Regions from separate parts of the Homo sapiens genome. Here region 2 is linked to region 1. The links are chromatin contacts, found by Hi-C or POLR2A ChIA-PET in ENCODE. All regions are on one chromosome and are shown on one strand. Each heading gives the region's core, a stretch centred on a gene start or an enhancer-like site at or near the end of the contact. The rest is flanking DNA. Distances are from core to core; before and after follow the strand shown. Region 1 overlaps OSBP2 (oxysterol binding protein 2). Region 2 holds the start of MORC2-AS1 (MORC2 antisense RNA 1).

Evidence for each region. Hi-C counts contacts between places; a loop is a spot of excess contacts on that map. ChIA-PET counts read pairs that join two places held with the same protein, here RNA polymerase II (POLR2A). Pooled maps may share reads with other maps.
Region 2: a loop to region 1 is called in a map of PC-9, with 6 times the contacts of the local background. The contact joins the promoter of MORC2-AS1 here to the enhancer-like site in region 1. A Hi-C loop is called at or near these places in 3 of 168 maps with a recorded cell type or tissue (PC-3, PC-9 and endothelial cell of hepatic sinusoid) and 2 of 50 pooled maps. POLR2A ChIA-PET finds 5 or more read pairs at or near these places in 4 of 52 experiments (BJ, PC-9, activated CD4-positive, alpha-beta T cell and 1 more).

The regions. Positions count from the first base shown.
Region 1 is chr22:30,827,615-30,833,508 of GRCh38, forward strand. All of the region lies in intron 2 of OSBP2 (oxysterol binding protein 2), which reads left to right. Among named protein-coding and RNA genes, the nearest start is that of MORC2-AS1, 92 kb to the right of the region's middle. RefSeq lists enhancers at 2,142-3,341, 2,277-2,777, 2,778-3,278. Within about 2 kb of position 2,542, at least 5 of the 41 ENCODE cell types and tissues checked have a DNase peak (open chromatin) inside an H3K27ac peak, as active enhancers do; they include PC-3 and PC-9, where a contact is called at or near this core.
Region 2 is chr22:30,918,887-30,924,780 of GRCh38, forward strand. It overlaps MORC2-AS1 (MORC2 antisense RNA 1), which reads left to right and starts at 3,422. Exons shown (of 2, transcript NR_026920.1): 1 at 3,422-3,629; 2 at 5,843-5,894. It overlaps LOC107985544 (a long non-coding RNA gene), which reads right to left and starts at 2,893. Exons shown (of 3, transcript NR_146603.1): 1 at 2,702-2,893.

The DNA of each region.
Region 1 (5,894 bases), core at 1,292-3,791:
CCATAATTTGCACAGAGGCCAGGAAGAACGGTTTCAAGGAGTCAACCTGTCAAGGCAACCATGGGCCCGTGGGCATGGGACAAGTCCAGTCCTTGGAGCCAAATGAGACCTAGGGGAGACATGGAAGAAGTCACCTCAGCTCCCTCATTGGAGGAGTGATGCTCCTCTGCAGCTTGGAATAAGGGGAAAGTGGGAAGCCCGTGGCCCACGGAAGGGTGCTTAATCAATGGTAGCAAGGAAGATAATCATTGGCCATATCATTGTACAGATGGGGAAACTGAGGCTCAAGGAAGAGAGATGACTTTTTCAAGATCACACAGGCAGGAGTGGGGCCAGAGCCTGCACCCCCAGCATTTAACCGCGTGTTGGTTGAATGGATGGTCAAGGGGAAGGCTATGGCCTGGGGACCCGCTGAACTCTTGAGGGGCCTGGCCTGAGTGAAGGCCACAGTGGGTGGGGCTGGGGACTCACTTTCTGGGGCAGAACCTCCGAGCCTGGGGAATACAGAGAGGTGATCTGGGGGGATTCCTTGTCATTAGAAAGAGGCTAAATGCCAGATGGAGGTCTCGAATCTTTCAATGCTTTTGAGGCAGAGTGAAGAACAGTAAATGGTAAAAGAAGACAGAATTTGTCTTTTCCGTTAGGCAGAAAATCTGGCCAACAGTGTCTGTCAGTCACTCACTCTGTCCCAGCAGCTGCGTAGGGCACATAGTGTCCACAGCCAGGTGACAGGCACCCAGCCCAGAGGGGCTGGGAGTAGCAGAGCCCAGCTCACCTCATCCCCAGGCCAGCATCCCTCTGACCCTGCACGCTGATCCCTTCCCATGAAGGAGAGGACTGGCATGGCCCTGGCTGCCCACACTCAGAGTCCAGGAGGCGCTGGCCATGCCAAGTAGAGAAGATTGAGAATATGCACAGAGCTTGAGGCATGCAGGAGTCCATGAGCTCTGAGGAAAGGCATTGCGAGTGGGCAGGGATCCCAGCAGAGGGCCCGACGTGGGCAAGCAGCTAAGGGGTGGATTGGGGGCACTGTATGTAAGAGTGTCCCAGGTAGGGGGAGCAGCATGTCGGAGGTGCCAGGAGGGCAGCACACCTGTGTGCATGTGAGTGTCACTGTGTGAAGGGCAGGCCTACAGGTAGAGAGGGCGAGAGCTCAAGGAAGGAGGAGAGGAGACGGGGGAGAGGTGGGCAGAGCAGGCTTCCCCCAGTGCTTGTATTGGCTATGCAGAAGTCCCCCTCAGCAAACAGGCTTCATGCCAACCCTGAGCCCCTAGGTAGCGAGGGGGCAGTTGTGCTGGACTGGAAGGGCCTGGAGGGAAAAGAGGGTCATGATGGGGCAGTGCAGCAGAGAAGAGGAGACCCTCGTGGGCCAAGCACCAGCCCTGTGCGCTTGTGGCTGTTCACTGTGCCACAGCATGCCCAGTGACAGTGAGGAAGGCATTGACAGTGTGGAGGCGATGGGGCTGGGACAGGCCCAGGCTCCCCCAGCCAGGCAGTCAAGGTTCTTTGCCACTGGTAGCCCCAAGGAGCCTGGAGAACATAGCGTGCTCTCCAGGGAGCTGGTTCATTTGGCGTTCACGGGTTGGCGTGCAGGGCTGCTGTGGGCTCACTTGGCACCTCGCGTGGATTAGAAAAGGATGCCTCTTCCTCAAGACCCTTTACCCCTACTTATTTTTTGTTTAGTTATTTTTTTGAGACGGAGTCTTGCTCTGGAGTCTTCCAGGCTGCAGTGCCGTGGTGCAATCTCGGCTCACTGCAACCTCTGCCTCCCGGGTTCAAGCTGTTCTCCTGCATCAGCCTCCCGAGTAGCTGGGATTACAGATGCCTGCCACCACGCCTGGCTAATTTTTGTATTTTTAGTAGAGATGGGGTTTCCCCATGTTGGCCAGACTGGTCTTGAACTCCTGAACTCAAATGGTCTGCCTGCCAAAGTGCTGGGATTACAGGCGTGAACCAAATCCTCCCAAAGTGCTGGGATTGCAGGCGTGAGCCACCACGCCGGGCCCTTACCTCTACTTATTTGTAAACTGTTGTAATAGTTTAAAATTGTTCTGATTTGTCAGAACGAGACTCTTCCATTTGCTGGATTTGCATTGTAATAAAAATAAATCTATAGTGTCTGTTGTGAATGGCACTTCCTAGGGCTGTGCAATGTACAACCTGCTCAACCATATGCAACAGCCCTGTTAATAAAAACAATTATTAGTAATAATATTTGACTGGTCCTGAAGGTAGCACAATGACCTCTGTTGCCTCTGGGCAAAGAGAGGGCTGCTTAGGTGCCAGGCTAAGACAGGTGACCCGACGGGGGCCAAAGTGGGAGCAGGGCTTGGGAGACTTCAGTGAAAAGATCTCAAGGTGGCTAGTGAAATGGAGAGAGGGGCCTGAGTCTGGATGCATGGGGTTGAGCTGGAGCTGGGACTGAGGGGTTTGCTGGATGTACATCTTCTTCTGACCTCATCAGGGAGTGTCCTGTAGGGCCCGGCCCTGCCCACTGCAGATTCATTCTCCTGGCATCTGGTTTTCCTATAAAGTGCCAGTCAGCTCAAACCAGCAGCAGCATCTGATCAAATAGATGAGCAATATGAATAAAAATGAAGTTATGGGCTTTGGGCTGCCAAAGATAAATTTCCTTTTATGTCCTGTTTCCCTGTGACGTGTGTGTTGAGTAATGATTCCTGACGCATATCTTCAGAAATAGTAGTTGCTCACACTGGGTGGTGTGTCAAGGCGGAAGGAGGCCACAGACTTGGGGAATGGAACCCCACCTGGACAGCGCCCTGGGGCTGCCTGCCGCATCCTGACCTGGCATGGCCATCAGCCTTTCGGCCATAGGTGGGGCTGGTTAGAGGACAAGTGTCTTTCCTGGTCAGGCCCACTGGGTGCATCCCTCCACCGCGGATATTTTTACATTAGAAGCAGCATAGTTTGTACGGGACAGGGCCCCTGGAATGTGACTCTTAGTTCATTAACCATTTGGTAACTGCTCATCTGCCTGGCAAAATCCCTTCCCCAAATCCCACTCCTCACCTGTCCCCCAGCACACATGCTTTGTTTTTGGCCAGACTTTCTGAGATTCAGCAGGACCAATCTTCTGTGCCCTAGGCATTCATTATTTTTAAGGGTTATTTACTGTTTAGACAACAATTCCAGATGTTCAAGAGCATGGCGTTTCCATAGCGCCATTATCCCTTTGCCACTGTTTTTAGGTCTCTATTTTTGGTCAATGTTTTTCCTTTATACAAACATCCTTTTAATATCATTGAGATCCAAAAAAAAAAAATGTCATTTTCACATGGCTGTACATCATAAACACTTTCCCACGTTATCGCAGGCTTTGTGTTTATTCGTTGGAAGGCTGTGGAATGCCTTTTCCTTCTGTTAGACATTTAGGTTCTTCCCAGATCACTGTAGCCAACTGCTGCCTGAGCATCTTTGGCATGTAAAGTTTTTCCTTTGTGTTTCTTTCCGGGACACATTGCCAAGAATGCAATCGCTGAGTCAAAGGGTGTGAATGCTTCCCTCTAGCAGCCCCATCACCCTTGGCAAGAACGTTCTGGTTCATGATGCTTGGGGCGGGTGTGGACAACACCTTGCTGTAAGCTTCCCTACATTAGACTTCCATCATTCTGAGAGATTATTCTTTGGCCAGTATAATGTGCCTTGTTTTCACTTGCAATTGACTAACCAAAAAGCATGAAGTGTCCTTACTAGTTCAGTTATTATTTGTTGTTGCTCTTTGATGGCTCGTCAGCTGCACTGTCTCCTGCCATTGTGTGGAAAACCAACGGAAGGCATTCTAAACGAAGTTGGTTTATGTTGTACGTGGCTGGAACCCAAGCCAGACAGGACTTCTTGGGACCCTGGCACCGATCCACTGTCCTTGGTGGTTGGGGTTCAGAGAAGTGGTCCCTGGAACTGTCATCCCCTAGCAAAACCTGCTTCTTGACTTGTGGGGCAAATGCAAAATGAAAATATAGGGCCCCTTGCAAAAATTATTAAGAATTTCAAGACAGCTGAGAATTAAATCAAGGGTAGGGCCCTTCTGAATTGGGGGTGATGCTGGCACTGCCCCTGTTCTCTGGAGTTATCTAGTGGGAGGTGGCTCACTTGACTGTACTGAATCCACTCTTTAGCTTTCCCAAGGGACATTCCAGATGCAGAGGTCCCAATCCAGGCATGGGTGAGAGTCTGATGGGAGGCCACTTATGGCCACCAACAGCCCCCATCCTGCTGCTGTGATCAGCACTCAAAGTCAGCACCACAGGAGAACCTGTTAACCACCCTCTCTGATCTCCTTGGCCCAAAGTTAATTGCCTTCTCCCATGGCTGTTTCTGTGCCTACTTTGACCTCACCCTGACCCCTGGTAGCTCTTTCTGGTGATGATCTGACCTTTCTCCTCCTGCTCCTCTTTGCCTGCTTTGGCCAAGCAGAACAAGTGACCAGGAAGCATCTCACTGTCCTGGGACATTCTGGGCACTTTTTCCAGTATGAGCCTTCATCTTTGTTGTGCCTACTTCACTCCCACCATCCCTCTCTGCCCTTCTGCCCTTGCCCCCTTCTTACCAGCTCAGTTTTCAAGATTCACACTGAAGTCCTTAATGTATCCAGAATTGATTTCTGTATATATATGTAAATGATATGAACTATGCAGTTAATTTTCTTTTTCTTTTTTCTTTTCTTTCTTTTTTTTTTTAAGATACAAAGTCTCGTTTTGTTGCCTGGAGTGCAGTGGCATGATCATGGCTCACTGCAGCCTCGACCTCCCCATCTCAAGCGATCCTCCCACCTCAGCCTCCCAAGTAGCTGGGACTACAGGCATGTGCCACCACACCTGGCTAATTTTTTTTTTTCCTGTAAAGATGGGGTTTTGCTATGTTGCCCAGGCTGGTTTTGAACTCTTGGCCTCAAGTGCTCCTCCTGCCTTGGCCTTCCAAATGCTGGCAGGAGCTGCTGCTTGTATTGTGCAAAGCAGGTAATTTAAGTGGCTGCAGATAGCCGCTCACAGTTGGAATCATTGTTTGGACTCATTCTTAATTGGAAATGCCAGGCTCTTTCTGTGATCACGGTCACGATCTCCTTGAAGACAGCAGAGTTTCCTTGCGGGGTATTAACTTCTCAGGGGCCTCCGAAACATGCTGGCATTCTCAATGGACTAGATGGATTTCCACAGAAGGAAGGGGAGGTGACCCTGGTCTCAGGGCTGGGCAGTGGCGCACTGCAGGGGAGCTGGGGTGGAGTGCCCAGCTAGCCACAGCAGCAGGAGCTGCATTCCAGGAGTGTCTCCCTGTGAATTGCATAGAGTTTAAAGTTTTTAAAATGGCCCTTGGCTTGATTTAGTTCTTACTCTCATGGGAAATGTGGCCATAGATACTCGTGTTCTTTTTCCACATTTTTCAAAGTTTGATTCAGAAAGGTGTCAGTGCGCGAGTTCTCACATTGAGTTGAGAAGGATTCAGTCACCCATATGAAAGAAAATGTTATAGCCATAGAATCCTAGACTGTCACTGTCAGATGGGGTCTTAGAGATGATTTACCAAACCCCTATGGTACAGACAAGGAAACTGAGGCCTAGAAACACACAACTGTACAGCTAGGAAGGCATGGAGCCAGCCGTCCGCTGTTAGAGATTAGAGGACATAATCCCAAATCATCACCGTTTGGCTGTTAAAATAATTCATGACTTTTTTTTCCTGGTTACCAAGATAGTTCATGCTCATTGTAGAAAATCCAATAGGAAAAAAAAGCATCTAAAAGAAATTTTAAAATAAGCGTAATTCTGTTGCAGAGATAACCACAAATAATACTAGCTACTTACTGTGCATGGAGCTCCTGGGCCATACACCTACATGTGTAATTGAGCTCTGCTTGTCCCTTGACCTGTCACCCTGAA
Region 2 (5,894 bases), core at 2,172-4,671, 92 kb after region 1:
CACGGACTGGTACCAGTCCATGGCCTGTTAGGAACCAGACCCACAGCAGGTGAGCTGCAGGCAAGCAGGCAAAGCTTCATCTGTATTTACAGCCGCTACCCATTACCCATTACCACCTGAGCTCTGCCTCCAGTCAGATCAGCGGCGGCATTAGATTCTCATAGGAGCAAGAACCCTATGTAAACTGCGCATGCAAGGGATCTAGGTTGCATGTTCCTGATGAGAATCGAATGCCTGATGATCTGTCACTGTCTCCCATCACCCACAGATGAGACCATCTAGCTCCAGGAAAACAAGCTCAGGCTCCCACTGATTCTACATTATGGTGAGTTGTATAATTATTTCATTATATATTACAATGTAATAATAACAGAAATAAAGTGCACAATAAATGTAATGCGTTTGAATCATCCCAAAAACCATCCCCCACCCCAGTTCATGGAGAAACTGTCTTCCATGAAACCAGTCCCTGGTACCAAAAATGTTGGGGACAGCTGTCCCAGGGAGAAAGTCCTGCACACATGCAACAGGAGACATAAACAATGCACAGTTGCCAGTCTCAGAGGAATGCATTTAAAATTGTATTATGTTCAATTGCAGGTGTAATTCATTCATTTTCATTACTGTCTAGTATTCGGCAGTGATGTAGCAACCCAAATAACAAAGAGGCTCTCTAAAAGAAAAGACATATATACATAAATTTGCAATGCTTTGTTCCTAAATAAGTATATTTTCTTTTGAGAACCTCTCTTTATTGTTATTTAGGTTAACATCCAGAATACTATACAGTAGTGAAAATGAATAAATTACAGTTACATCCAACAACATGGATGATTTTCTGGAACACAATGTTGAAAATAAAAAAAAAGAAAACCGCAAAACAATAAAACGTTATGTCCATCTAAGTTCAAAAACAAAGCAAAATAAAACACTTAGGGCAAAATAAAACAGGAATACACAGAGCTCATAAAAATATAATGAAGAGTAAAGAAACATAATTATAAAATGAAATACTAAGAGTAATAAACACAATTCAGGATGATGGTGACCTCTGAGCAGGGAGACAAGGGGTCCAGGAAAGACACACAGGGATTTATAATATAACAAGCCAGGTGATGGGTGTTTGATGTATACTTTTTCTGCTTTATAATTTTTTTTTTTTTAAAGACAGTTTCTCACTCTGTCACCCAGGCTAGAGTACAGTGGCACGATCATAGCTCATTGCAGCCTCCACCTCCCGGGCTCAAGCGATTCTCCCACCTCGGCCTCAGCACAAACCCAGCTAATTTTTGTATTTAATGTGGAGATGGCGTCTTGCTATGTTGCCCAGGCTGGTCTCCAACTCCTGGGCTCAAGCAATCTGCCCACCTTGGCCTCCCAAAGTGTTGGAATTACAGGCGTGAGCCACCGCTTCAGGCCTCCTTTACAAATATTTTATACAGCATTCTTTCATAGCTACTCAATGTCTAATTGAAAATAAAAACAGCAGCATAAAGGAGAAAACTCTATGTTTTTTTTTTTTTTATAGAAGGTGTAAAGGCATTTGACAAAATTCAGCCAGTTTCCAGGGGGCACAGCCCACGTTTCATTCTGTGTGACTGCTGCCCCCTGGCGCCCAACTCAGGCAGGACTGGCAACTACCGGTGAGTCCCAGCAGCCGCAAGACAAACTAAAGGAAACCCCAACATTTTAAAAGCCACTTGCCGAAACTCTCACCGCTCAACTCTCACATGCGGATTTCCACGCATATCAGAAACAGCCCGGGATCATTATTCAACATTGTTTCAGAGGTTCTAACTAAAGCAAACTGACAAAATAAATTGGTATACTGGCAAATTTGTATCTATAAAAAACAGGCTTATTAAAACTACCAGAATTCCTAAGACAGAAAGTGAATTATATTAAATCATTAGCTTTTCTACATATTAATAATCAATGAGTAATACAGATGGAAAAAAGTATTCCATCACAATAGACAAAAACCATAAAACACTTAGGAATAATTTTAACCAGAAAGTTATAGAACCCGTATAAAGAATTTATAAAATCTTATTGGAGGACCTAAAAGAAGTCTTGAGTAAATGGAAAGCCATTTTTTATCCTCTGGGGGAGGATTAATATCACAAAAATGTCAATGCTCCCAAAACTTCCATTTAAATTTAATGCAATTATAATTTAAATCCCAATGGAACACTTTCTTTTAGGCAGGGATGGGAACGAACTGGATAATGCGATTAAATATTTCATGTGAGAGAATACATTCTAAGACTGGAAAAGCATTTTTTAACAAGTGAGGGAGACTGATCTATTTAGATGCTGATGACGCCCAAAATTATAGTTTCAGCCAGAACCTCACCCCTCACATCAGACTCACTTGTGCAACTGACCACAGATGTCTCCACTGGCGTCTAAGCGGGATCTCAAACTCAACAGGTCCACACCTGTTGGCTCATTTAGTAAGAGGCTCATTTAATAAGTGGGGCTGGAATAAGTTAATTTCCACCTGGGGGCGGGAGACGCTTGACTCTTGCCTTACAGCTTATACTAAAATATATTCCATAAGGACTATAGGTTGTCTAGTAAAAAATAAATAATAAACATTGCAACAAAATGTAAGAGAATATCGGGGGAAGGGGAGAAGAGAGAAGGGGATTGATTTCCCTAAGCATGATAGGAATCCCCAAAACTTTAAAACATTTACCTTTCAACAAACACCATAAACCAAGCCAAGGACAAACGCATAGAAAACGGACTAATGTTAACTAAGTCCAAGAGGCTTCAGGCGCTTGGCCTCGGGTCAAAAGGGAGACATACAGGCTGGCTCTTCCGGGCAAGAGGAAAAACACGCAGCTTCCTTTCCAAGTGTTCTTCCTTTCAGAGATAAAAGCGCCGACCCTAAGGACATCTGTTCAACGAATGTTTTTCCCTAATGACCCCCGGAAAGTTGGAAAGCCGGGGTAGAAAAGATTTCTTCTGCACTTTGACTTAATTAATGCGCAGCAGCTTGCAGGAAAAAAAAAAAATCCTCGCTTCTCTGTTTCGGGTGTGAGTGGGCCATTGCTCTCCCTGTAAGGAGCTACTAGAGACGCTGAGGCAGGAGAATCGCTTGAACCCTGGAGGCGGAGGTTGCAGTGAGGCGAGATGGCGCCACTGCACTCCAGCCTGGGCGACAGAGCGAAACTGTCTCAAAAAAAAAAAAAAAAAAAAAGTAGGGGATTAGAGCTGGCCACGGCTTCCCCAGAAACCTGCAGTTACTGGAGTAGGAAGAGGCCTCGGAGAATCCCTGGAAGCATCTACCTAAAAGACGCGAGGAAACCCCCAAAGGCCACAGGCACCTGCACCAAACCCTGAGTGCCGCAGGAAGCTCGCGAGGCTTCCAAAGCGCATGCGCAGGTCACGGTACGGGCACGTGCGGCGCGCCAGCAAAACCACGCAGGCGTCTTGTCGCTTCCGCCTCGAGCGTGTGGCGGGATTGCGGAAGCCCTCCACAGTTCATAACCGTTGGCTGGTTATGAACCGTTCATAACGGGCGTTAATAACCATACCCTGTTAGACTAAGCATGGTCCACCCGCGAATCCTCTACAGAGATGGCCAAGCGCTGGGGTCGTGGCTGCGTCCTCTAGGCCAGGTGAGAATTTACAACCCACCCTCGGCCACTGTTGTGCTGTGGCCGCTGATGATTAAGCATGAGGAACTCAGAAACTCTGAACCTTCTGACAAACGGGTTCTCCCCTGCCCACCGCGGTGCCCCAAACCCAGCAGGACAGATTGGTTTACATGGTGGGGCATTGGGGAGGACCCAGAGCTTTCAATAAGGGAAGAAATGATGTGGGGAGGGACAGTAAATCAAAGTAGGGGATTAGGCCGGGCGCTGTGGCTCACGTCTGTAATCCCAGCCCTTTGGGAGGCTGAGGCAGATGGATCTCTCGAGACTGGGAGTTCTAGACCAGCCTGGCCAACATGGCGAAACCCCATCTCTACTAAAAATACGAAAATTAGCCGGGCGTGGTGGCGCGCGCCTGTAATTCCAGCTACTAGAGAGGCTGAGGCAGGAGAATCGCTTGAACCCTGGAGGCAGAGGTTGCAATGAGGCAAGATGGCGCCACTGCACTCCAGCCTGGGCTACAGAGCGAGACTGTCTCAAAAAAAAAAAAAAAAAAAAGTAGGGGATTAGAGCTGGCCACAGCTTCCCCAGTAACCTGCAGTTACTGGAGCAGGAAGGGGCCTCGGAGAATCCCTGGAAGCATCTCAACAGAATCCAGAGGGGACAAGAAAAGAGGAGGGATACGTCTGTCGCATCCTTCCCTTCTCATTGATCCAAGTTTGCACTAGTGGTGTGAGCCCTCCTTATCTTCCAGGCCTTGGTGGGCAGCTGTTGACATGTCCAGAACCCCAGGAAGTGCTGAAGGTACCTGCAGTTCAGGCCCCATGGAAGCCCAGACCTCCTTCACCCTTCGGGGACACTGAAATTGGCCAAATGTTTAGGCCATGAGGATGGCTGCTGAGTAAGCCCATAATCCCTACATCGGACACAAGTAAGCAGGTGAAGGCCTACAGGTAGCAGGTAGGGGCCAGTGAATCTTGGAAGCAAAGATTTGGGGGTCAAGAACAGCAGGGAGCTCTGGGCCCCCATCCTAGCTTCAACCAGAGCAGCTCCAGGACTCCTGGCTTTCCATATGGGCTTCTGGATAAATTTTAGGTACTCCTGAGGCTGAATAAGCTGGAAAGCCTCTGCCATCACCCAACTCCGTTATTTTAGAGGAGGAACAGGAGCCAAAATGGGCAGTGACTTGTCTGAGGCCTTGCCAGCTTGAAGAAGGAAATGTCCGCTGAACCCAACAGTGGCCCTGGTAAGGCCTGGTGCATTGCAAGTTACCGGATGAAAATGGTGACTGGCCGGGTGCAGTGGCTCATGCCTGTAATCCCAGCCAAGGCGGGCAAATCACTTGAGATCAGGAGTTTGAGACCAGCCTGGCCAACATGGTGAAACCCTGTCTTTACCAAAAAATACAAAAATTAGCTGGGCATGGTGGCACGCACCTGTAGTCCCAGCTACTTGGGAGGCTGAGAGGGGAGAATCGCTGGAACCCAGGAGGTGAAGGTTGCAATGAGCCGAGACTGTGCCACTGCACTCCAGCCTGGGTGACAGAGCAAGAGTCCGTCACAAAACAAACAAAAACAGAAACAACCCCAAATGTCCGTAAGTAGGAGACAATATATCCAACACATGAAATGCTCTGTGGTTCATGAGAATAAAGAAGACCCATATGGGTTATTCTGAAGCAGGTTCCACTACACTAAGCTGCACTAAGTAGTTTTAACAGGCAGAAATGGAACAGAGTGGAAGTGCGTGCACTTAGGAGGGATACTCTCCAGGGAGAATTCAGGGATTGGGTGGGAGAAGGGAGCCTTGCTTTTCATGGTCCAGCCTTTTAGACGGTTTTAATGTTTACCATGTGCATGTTTCACTTAAAAACCAAACACCCTAGGTGAGGCATGGTGGCTCACACTGTAATCCCAGCACTCTGGGAGGCCGAGGCAGGTGGATCACTTGAGCTCAGGAGTTTGAGACCATCCTAAGCAACATGACGAAACTCTACCAAAAATACAAAAAAAATTCGCCAGGCATGATGGTGTGTGCCTGTGGTTCCAGCTACCTGGGAGGCTAAGGTGGGAGATCACTTGAGCCTGGAAGGCAGATGTATCAGTGAGCCAAGATCGTGCCACTGCACTCCAGCCTAGGTGACCAGGGCGAGACCCCCATCTCAAACAAAACACCCTAGAGTCCCCACCCCTCTCGTTCTTTAAACACCAGCATTGCTGCCCTTCACTTTCTTGCAGCCTTGTGCAAAGGACCTTCTCACCACAGATCAGCCAGACCATCTTCCTCCTT